Linked DNA regions of Homo sapiens: region 2 is linked to region 1. A link is an interaction called in ENCODE POLR2A ChIA-PET data of the cell type or tissue named here. Cell type or tissue: PC-3. All regions are shown on one strand. Region 1 overlaps ABL2 (ABL proto-oncogene 2, non-receptor tyrosine kinase). Region 2 has its middle 75 kb from the start of ANGPTL1.

Region 1 (5,000 bases):
ATTATGTTACCCCACTTGGAATGGCTGCTATTAAAAAGACAAAAAATAACAGATGCTGGTAAGAATGCAGAGAAAAGGGAAATCTCATATGCTGTTGGTGGGAATGTAAATTAGTACAGCTACTATGAAAAACAGTTGGAGATTTCTCAAAAAATTAAAAATAGAACTACCACACGATCCTGCAATCCCACTACTAGGTATTAATCCAAAGGAAAAGAAATTAGTATATCAAAAGACTACCTGCATTCACGTTTGTTTCAGCATTATACACAATAGGAAAGATATGGAATTAACCTAAGTGTCTATAAATCAACAAATGGATAGAGAAAATGTGGTGTATATACCACATATACACAAGGGAAATCTATTTGGCCATAAAAAAAGAATGAAATCATGTCATCTGCAGCAACACGGATGGAACTGAGGGTCATTATGTTAAGTGAAATAAACCAGGCACAAAAAGACAAATACCACATGTTCTCGCTTTTATGTGACAGTTGATCTCATGGAGCGAGAGTATAAAATTATAGATGGCTGAAAAGAGTGGGAGGTGGGAATGAAGAGAGATTAATGGGTATAAACTTAACTGTAAGAAGATTAAAAATTCTAATGTTCATTAACAGAGTGAAGTAAGTTCTAATGTTCATTGACAGAGTGGAGTGACTATAGTTAGAAACAACGTATTTTACATTTCTAGGTAGCTAGAAAAGAGGATCTGAAATGTTCCCAACACATAGAAATGATAAATACCCAAGGTGATGGACACCCCAAATACTCTGACTTAACCATTACTCATTCTATGCATGTAACAAATAATCACATATACCCAATAAATGTAAAAATATGTAGCAATTAAACATTTTTTTAAAAACAGAAATACAGGCTGGGCACCAAGGTGGGAAGATCACTTGAGGCCAAGAGTTCAAGACCAGCCTGGCCAACATGGCAAAACTCAGTCTCTACTAAAAAATACAAAACTCTGCGGGGTGTGGTGGCAGGCGCCAGTAATCCCAGCTACTCAGGAGACTGAGGCAGGAGAAACTTTAACCCGGGAGGCAGAGGTTGCAATGAGCCGAGATCGTGCCACTGCACTCCAGCCTGGGTGACACAGCAAGACTCCATCTCAAAAACAAACAAACAACAACAACAACAAATTAAAAGAGAAATACAAATCCAAATAAAAACAGAGATAAGTTACAAATTCAGCTGTTAAAGAAGAGCTTGTTCATGTATATTTTTAAATAGATAATGGTAAGTAACAAATTCCTGCAATATTAGGTTCCTGGATACATTTAAAATAATGCTGATGCAGTTCCATTTTAAAATGACATTACAGTTGTCCCACGGTTTCCACAGGGACCCCTAGCAGATACCAAAATCCACAGATCTTTAAGTCCTTTATATAAAATAGCATGGTATTTGCACATAACCTATGCACATCTTCTGATATACTTTTAGTCATCTCTAGATTACTGATAATATCTAATACAATGTAAATTCTACATAAATAGTTGTTATACTGTATTTGTTATTTTTTTTTTCCGTTGTATATTTTTTATTGTTTTTTGTCCCTCAAATATTCTCAATCTGTGCTTGGCTGAATCCAACCAAGATGCAGAACCTGGAGATGTGAAGGACTGACTGTATTTATAACACAACAAAAATGATAGAATTAGCACTTTTTAAAACTTGTAGTGAAAAAGGTTTTAGATGTCACCCAAAGCTCTTAGATGCTCTTGCAAAGCATGTGCAACAGAGTAGATAGCTATTTTCTTTTTGTGTACAGTTCTATGAATTTTAATACATGCACAGATTTATGGACTCACCACCTGCTTGTACAGGACACAGAGTAGATACATGACCCTCGTGCTATCCCTTTAGAGTCACATCCTCTTCCCACATACACAGCTTTCAGAAATTTTTTAAGGAAGTATGTGAACAAAAAAGGAATAAGGACACTGCTATATGACACTAACTAGCATGACTTCGTAGTCCAATTTCTAAGGCTTTAAATTTTCAATGAAATTCTAGTTCATTTACTAATATAAATAATGCCAAAAATATCCGATAAGCAACTCACAGTGCCTTGCAGTCAAGACTTGCATTTCTCCACAATATCCACAGAGGATGATATAGTCTAATTTCATCTGGACACTACCTTCATCTTTAGACAGAATGGTTAGTAATATTGGAGAGTGTTAAAAGACCCCAGAATTAGAATTTTCTCCCATTTTCTGCTTGCCTAATTCTTTCAGAGAGTTGAGAGTTAGAAATGAAAATCATAAAATAGAAATGAAATATCAGTGTAACACAAACAGGAGTAAACCCTTTTGCCCAAAAATGGGGTTTTAATAGTCTTTCACCAGGCATACCACCACTATGAGAAACAATAACAGTTGAAGACTAAGAGACTGGCCGGGTGCGGTGGCTCACGCCTGTAATGCCAGCACTTTGGGAGGCCGAGGCGGGCAGATCACAAGGTCAGGAGATCGAGACCATCCTGGCTAACACAGTGAAACCCGGTCTCTACAAAAAATACAAAAAATTAGCTGGGCGTGGTGGCGGGCACCTGTAGTCCCAGCTACTCGGGAGGCTGAGGCAGGAGAATAGCATGAACCCGGGAGGCAGAGCTTGCAGTGAGCCAAGATTGAACCACTGCACTCCAGCCTGGGCGACAGAGCAAGACCCCATCTCAAAATAAAAAAAAAAAAAGACTAAGAGACATTAAACAGGTATGAGAAACATAAGTGGGGAAAGTCAAATACAGGAAATAACCTGAGGTAGTTCTTGTTGAATTATTTAAGAACAAAATTTTAATTCTATCCAACTCTATAGAAAAGCCTATGTCTTTATCCATTTTCACTGCAATAACATAATGCCACAGATTGGGTAATTTTTAAAGAATGTAGGGCTGACACAATGACTCATGCTTGTAATCCCAATACTTTGGGAGGCTGAGTTGAGGCCAGAAGTTTAAGACCAGCCTGAACAACAAAAAAGTGAGATCTCTATAAAACATTAAAAAATTGGCTGGGCAGAGTTACATGTGCCTATAGTCCCAGCTACTCGGGAGGCTGAAGTGGCAGGAGCTTGAGTCCAGGATTTTAAGGCTGCAGTGAGCTATCATCACCACACTGCACTCCAGCCTGGGTGACAGAGAGATTCTGTCTCAAAAAACAACAACAACAACGACAACAACAAAACATGTTTATTTGGCTCACAGTTCTAGAGACTAGGAGTCCAAGGGCATAGCACCAACATCTGGTGAAGGTCATCCCATGGCAGGAGGCATCATATGGTGAGAAAGCATACTCAACAGTACTCATCCTTTTATCTGGAGCCAACTTCTGAAATAACTAACCCACTCCCCCATGATAATGAGATTAATCCATTCATGAGGGTGGAGCCCTCATGACCTAATTACCTCTTAAAAAGATCCCACCTCCTACTACTTTTTCAATAGCAATTACGTTTCCAACATGCAAGCTTTGGGGGACATAATCAAACTATGGCAACCTGGTAACAAAGGAAGATTATTTTAGTCATTGTGACCAAACATTAAAGAATGCTTTTTTTTTTTTGAGTCAGACTCTTATTCTGTCACCCAGGCTGGAGTGCAGTAGCGCAATCTAGGCTCACTGCAACCTCTGCCTCCCGTGTTAAAGCGATTCCCCTGCCTCAGCTTCCCGAGTAGCTCGGATTACAGGCCCACGTCACCATGCCCAGCTAATTTTTGTATTTGTATTTATTTATTTATTTTGAGAGGGAGTCTCGCTCTGTCACCCAGCTGGAGTGCAGTGGCACGATCTCAGGTCACCGCAACCTCCACCTCCAGGGTTCAAGCAATTCTCCTGCTTCAGCCTCCCGAGTAGCTGGGATTACAGGCACCTGCCACCATGCCTGGCTAATTTTTGTATTTTTAGTAGAGACAGGGTTTCACCATGTTGGCCAGTCTGGTCTCAAACTCCTGACCTCAGGTGATCTGCCCGCCTCGGCCTCCCAAAATGCTGGGATTACAGGCAGGAGCCACTGCGCTCAGCCTAATTTTTGTATTTTTTAGTAGAGACAGGGTTTCACCATGTTGGCCAGGCTACTCTCAAACTCCTGACCAAAATGTTGGGATTACAGGCGTGAGCCACCTCATCTGGCAATAATACCTTTCTTAAAAAAATAATAATAATCCCCAACGTAGTTGTATTTAGAATTAAATGAAAAGTGGGAACTTAAATAATCTGTATTAGCATAATTAATAAAAACAGAAATCCTCATTCACTGAAAAAACTCTGAGCAACTATTCTTACCAGGAGGCTGCAGTTCTGATATGACTGGTGATTGCCTTTATAACTATTGGCCGTCTGTGCAAAATCACACTGATGATTTTACTAACCTATTAATAACAATATGCCAGATTTTATACCCCACTTATAGTAGGATTTTACTGTTAGCTAGATACTAATGGGAATACAAAACCAAAAGACACAGAGACTCTCCTTTCAAGGAGCTTAATATCTACATTAGAGATTTCGCTAGAACAAGTTCATTTTACACTGTTATGAAATAAATTATAGTATGTAATTAATTATGCTACATGTAGGTATTAAAAAATATAAATAAAATTCTGTAAGGAACTCTGTGAAACCTCAAAGAATGACTTTTAAAGACACAGGGTCTCACTGTCACCCAGCTTCAGTGCAGTGGCACCATCATAGCTCAGGTTGGAGTACAGTGGCATGATCATGGCTTACTGCAGCCTCAAACTCCAAGGCTCCAGCAATCCTCCCGCCCCAGCCTCCCAAGTAGTTGGGACTATAGGCACTTGCCACCATGCCCAGCTAACTATTTTATGTTTTTGTAGAGATGGGGTCTCACTCTGTTGTCCAAACCCTTTGCCTCAAGCAATCCTCCCACCTTGGCCTCCCAGTGCTGGGATTACAGACATGAGCCACCATGACTAGCCTGACTTTTCATGTCCATGTTTTCATGTATCCAGGAAACTCTAG
Region 2 (5,000 bases), 220 kb before region 1:
ATTCGGGAGATGTTTCTCTGAGGTAGAATGACATTAAAAGGGCCCTGTCCCTGGCACATCTAAAGTGATCCTCACCTGAGCCTTTCATTCAGTCTCACTCAGAGAGGGCTTCTCAGCTACTCTCCACCCAAGCAGGGCCAGAGGTGCACTTTCACTACCCTTTTCCCGAGAAGGTACCAGGGTGGGGGTGGGAGAGACTGGGAGGACTACCCCCCATTCCCCGATTTCTGCTCAGATTATCCTACAAGCTAGAGTGTGAAGCCCTGGGATAGACACTGCCACCACAAGAGCAGAAAGTCATACAGCTGAGCTCAGTAAACTCTTAACCAGCAGCTACCATGTGCCAGATATTATGCTGAGAGCTGATCAGATAGGGATAAATTAGACATGGCTGGCCAGGCGCCTCACGCCTGTAATCCCAGCATTTTGGGAGGTCAAGGCAGGTGGATCACCTGAGGTCAGGAGTTTGAGACCGGCCTGGCCAACATGGTGAAACCCTGTCTCTACTAAAAATACAAAAAATTAGCCGGGTATGGTGGCAGGTGCCTGTAATCCCAGCTACTCCAGAGGCTGAGGCAGGAGAATCGCTTGAACCCAGGAGACAGAGGTTGCAGTGAGCCGAGATTGCACCATTGCACTCCAGCCTGGGCAACAAGAGCAAAACTCCATCTCAAAAACAAAAACAAACAAACAAAAAAATTAGACATGGCTCCTTGACCAGGCAAAAGAATGCACACATATACACAACCAATATGTCCAGAAGATAGTGAAGAGAGGTACAAATCAGGTGCTGTGGAAGTTCAGGAAAGACTGTTTCCAGTTGAGAATTCGAGAAAGGCTTCTTGGAGGAGCTGGCATTATTTTAGCTGGAACTTGAAGTGAGGGTAAAATTGGGGCAGAAAGAATTATTGCTTGAGGGTTTGGGGGGATGGGGTGGTAAAGATAGTAAAGGCTTCTCAAGCTGCAGTATCTGTGATTAGGTTGACTCACATGAAATTGCTGATAGTCTATCGGTATTGACCTACAATAACACCAACTTCAGATGGTCCAACATCATACTTCCTGGGTACAACATGGAAGTGGGAAAACACCACTTGTAGAGAAAAACCCAGGCCAAAGAAGTTCAATGTCTGTCAGCAACTGGTAAACTTACACTAATTTAACCTTTTAATAATGTGTTGACAGAGATTGTCTAGGGATGGCATTTTCTACTTTCTCAAAACAGGACTAGGCCGGGCACAGTGGCTCACGCCTGTAATCCCAGAGCTTTGGGAGGCCAAGGCAAGTGGATCACTTGAGATCAGGAGTTTGAGACCAGCCTGGTCAATATGGTGAAACCCCGTCTCTACTAAAAATACACAAATTAGCTGGGCGTAGTGGCGGGCACCTGTAATTCCAGCTACTCAGGGAGCTGAGGCAGGAGAATCACTTGAAACCGGGAGGCGGAGGTTGCAGTAAGCCGAGATTACGTCACTGCACTCCAGCCTGAGTGACAAAGTGAGACTCCATCTCAAAAAAAAAGGATTGGTGTTATAGTTTGTCTATTGTCCAAAGACCAGTTCTATTAGTCTGTCCTCATGCTGCTAATAAAGACATACCCAAAACTGGGTAATTTATAAAAGAAAGGGGTTTAATCGACTCACAGTTCTACATGGCTCGAGAGGCCTCGCAATCATGGTGGAAGCCAAAGGGGTAGCAAGACATGTCTTATATGGCAGCGGGCAAGAGAGCATGTGTAGGGGAACTCCCCTTTATAAAACCATCAGATCTCGTGAGCCTTATTCACTATGATGAGAACAGCACAGGAAATACCCACCTCCATGATTCACTTACCTCCCACCGGGCCCCTCCCATGACATGTGGGGATTACTACAGTTCAAGGTGAGATTTGGGTAAGGACAGAGAGCCAAACCATATTACCAGTCCAAGTGAGACTTTGCACTTCACAACTGGACTGAATTTACAAGTCACAGGAAGGCAGTATTGTACCCCGAGTCCGAAATATTTGAGTCTACATTCCAACACCACTGCATATGAACTGTGTGATCAGCTTCATAACTTTCTGAGGCTTGGTTTTCTCACCTGGAAAATGATGACAAAAATAATACTTCCCTTCCTCACAACGTAGTTGAAATGATTAAATGAGATGGTGCCTGTACACTGCTTAACACAATGCTGGCCTATAGGCAGCACCCAGTAGCTGTTTGCAGGGTCATCATTTATGTCAAGAGCACAATGAGCACTGAGGGATGACCCCATGTCCACGAGTCACAAAAAGAGTTGCATCTTTGCGTCTTAGAGCCATAGTGTGTTTCGATGGAGGCAGCAGGACGGTCGCCTATTTGAGCACCTATTTTAGTCTTAAGTAGAAAAGGGAGAAAGAAGATACAAGAAAATATGTGATGCTTGAGTTTCTCAGGTTAGAAGGACAAGAAGCTCCACATGATCCCATTCAGCCATTTAGTTGCTTTCAGCCTCAGAGCAAACCTTCTAAGGAATTTCATATTCCCAGGTCTCTCCTGGCAGGCACGCCTGGCTCAGAGGTAGATTTTTTTTTTTTTTTTTTTTTTTGAGCAAAAGGGTTTCTGCAAGGTACCAAGTCAACCACCCTGGAGTGGTTCCCAGGAAAGCAGTGGTGATGGCTTGGGCACCAGAGGCTCGGGAAAAACAGGTGCTCGGCTTTCCAGGAAAAGAAATCTTGGCCACTCAGAGGGGAATCTGAAACCAGAGAGGTAAGGTAGCTGAAGCGCATGTCCCAACCAAGCCTGGGACGGGCCAGGCACCTGGGCAGGACTCCTCTCTGCTGCACCAGGCGGGCGTGGACGCTTACTTTCTTGGTTCCCGAAGCACTCTCCTGCTGGGGATGGCGACAGTGACCACCCTTAGGAAGACTGGCTTGCATCAGTACGGATTTTTAAGCAATACACAGCATTCTAAAGTCAATAGGGTTTGTGATGGGCGCTGCTCCGAGTAAGGAAGCGGGTGTGAGGGCACAGTCTCTGGCAGCCCCTCCTGACTGCTGCCTGTCCTTGGTGAACCGAGGGGAGGCAGGGCGTGCAGGGGCCGGCTCTGTCTTTCGGTTCCCAGGGCTGACTCAGCAGGCATCTTCCCCTGTGTTTCTCTTCATCTTCCCTCCCCTCCCTTCTAACAGGAGTTGGTGGAGCTGAGGGCAGGGACAAGTTTTAAATGCTCTGGGATGGCGCCGTCTTTGGGAAAAGAGAGCCTTGTAAAAGCCCCGAGAGCAGTTCTCTCTGCAGCCCTAAAAATTTTCCCTGCAGCTTGAATTTTTCATTCAAGTCACCATTTCCAGTCCTGCCGACAAGTCAGAAAATGGCTCTGACCGGGAGCAACAGCAGAGACAGAGGGCGGCCCAGAGACAGCGTGGTCTGATGCAGGGACACCTTGGAGCCATCCCAGAGCCCTGGGGACCAGTTCACGCTGTGATATTGGTTCCTCCCTCCACAATAGAGGCAGGCGCAGGCCAGAAATCCTGCCACACCGGAGTGGAGCTTCAGGCCTCAGCACATGAGGGGTCTTCTCTTTAATTCCCTGTCATCCGCACGCGCCCCCTGCTGCCCCTCACCTCGCCTCATCCAGGGAAGCTCTGCAGACTTTTCCCTCTAACTTCAAAGACGGCATCAGCCGCCACTTGGTCCCACCATGACTGTCCTTGAGGCACAAAACTACCAGGAGAGATTAGTTCTGCAGAAGCTGAGAGAGGGTCCGGTCCACACCAGGCTCTCCTCATTCAGAAATGAGTGAATGTGCAGGCCCAACTCAAGGACCTCAAACTGTAGGGGAGAGGATGGGAGGGGAGCACAAGGAGGGGCCCCATGGGGTCAGACACCTTTTCCTAAGGTGTTCAAGCACTGTCTGTGCTGGCAGCAGCCCCAGGAGGTGATATTTCAGTTGAAAACTGGAAAGGAGCCAGGGTAAGGGCAGTGTATTTGCAGAAGACCAGGAGGTAGAAATTGTGACTGCTTTGGCATCTGGGTGAAAACAGGAAGTAACACAAAATGAGCCTGGAAAAAGGATGGGAGCAAGATCAGAAATGGACTCACGGTTGGGCACAGTGGCTCACGCCTGTAGTCCCAGCAGTTTGGGAGGCCAAAGTTGGAGGATTGCTTGAGGCCAGGAGTTTGAGACCAGCCTGGGCAACATAGCAAGACCCCATCTCTACAAAAAAAAAAGTTTTAAATTAGTGAGGTGTGGTGGCACATGCCTATAGTCCTAGCTACTCCAGAGGCTGAGGTGGGAGGACTGCTTGAGACAAGAAGTTTGAGGCTACAGTGAGCTCAAACAGTAGAGTACAGTAGAGCCACTGTACTCTAGCCTGAGTGACAGAGCGAGACCCTATCTCTAAAAAGGGAGAAAAAAAAGAAAAGAAATGGCCTCATATGTGGTGGTGTGCTGGTCAATGTTTAACAGGCTGTGGACAGGGGGTGGGGGGGGCGAGTGCTGATTTGTAATGTTTGTACCAGTTTCTGTGGTGTTAATATTAGAATACCTCCCATTGTGGTTGACTTCACTCTACCAATGGTTTAATATCTGGCTCACCAAAATTCCTGCAAATTTAACAATCAACTTGCAAGCTGATAAGGGCTGGCTCGAACACGCCTGCATCATATGTCACCTGTTACCTTTTCACCCACTTCCTTGTCACAACATCCCTAAGCAGTCCTTGGAGGGAGGGGAACCACATTAATGAAGTCACTTCAGGCTGTTGCCACAAGTATCTCAGTCTCACTCACCTCCCCCTGCCCATGGCTGTTCCTTCTTTCTGTCCCTCATGGATGCAGGCATGGACATTTTTCCTGGAGTTTCATAAAAACCACTCACGTAAGGCATTTATAGTGTAGCCAACTTATAAAAACAAAGAAGGTTCACATCACAGCAATGCTACTCACATCAAATGAAATATTAAACACCCTATTAAATTTTTCCTTGGCCATTGACACAATCCTGGGCTTTGATCTTCTGCCATATTGCTTTTCCCCCAT

Evidence for each region. Peaks named below come from ENCODE experiments on the same cell type or tissue, not always from the same donor. Only the 100,000 strongest peaks of a DNase experiment are listed, where the experiment ranks them.
Region 2: POLR2A ChIA-PET joins it to region 1 with 35 read pairs; 3 of 35 experiments call an interaction of 5 or more read pairs at or near these places.

What each region holds. Positions count from the first base shown.
Region 1 is chr1:179,166,854-179,171,853 of GRCh38, forward strand. All of the region lies in intron 1 of ABL2 (ABL proto-oncogene 2, non-receptor tyrosine kinase), which reads right to left. Among named protein-coding and RNA genes, the nearest start is that of ABL2, 60 kb to the right of the region's middle. In PC-3, no CTCF peak of the experiment used is centred here; a DNase peak (open chromatin) is centred at 2,948; H3K27ac peaks cover 756 bases.
Region 2 is chr1:178,943,104-178,948,103 of GRCh38, forward strand. No RefSeq gene overlaps it. Among named protein-coding and RNA genes, the nearest start is that of ANGPTL1, 75 kb to the left of the region's middle. RefSeq lists an enhancer at 3,185-3,970. In PC-3, no CTCF peak of the experiment used is centred here; no DNase peak of the experiment used is centred here.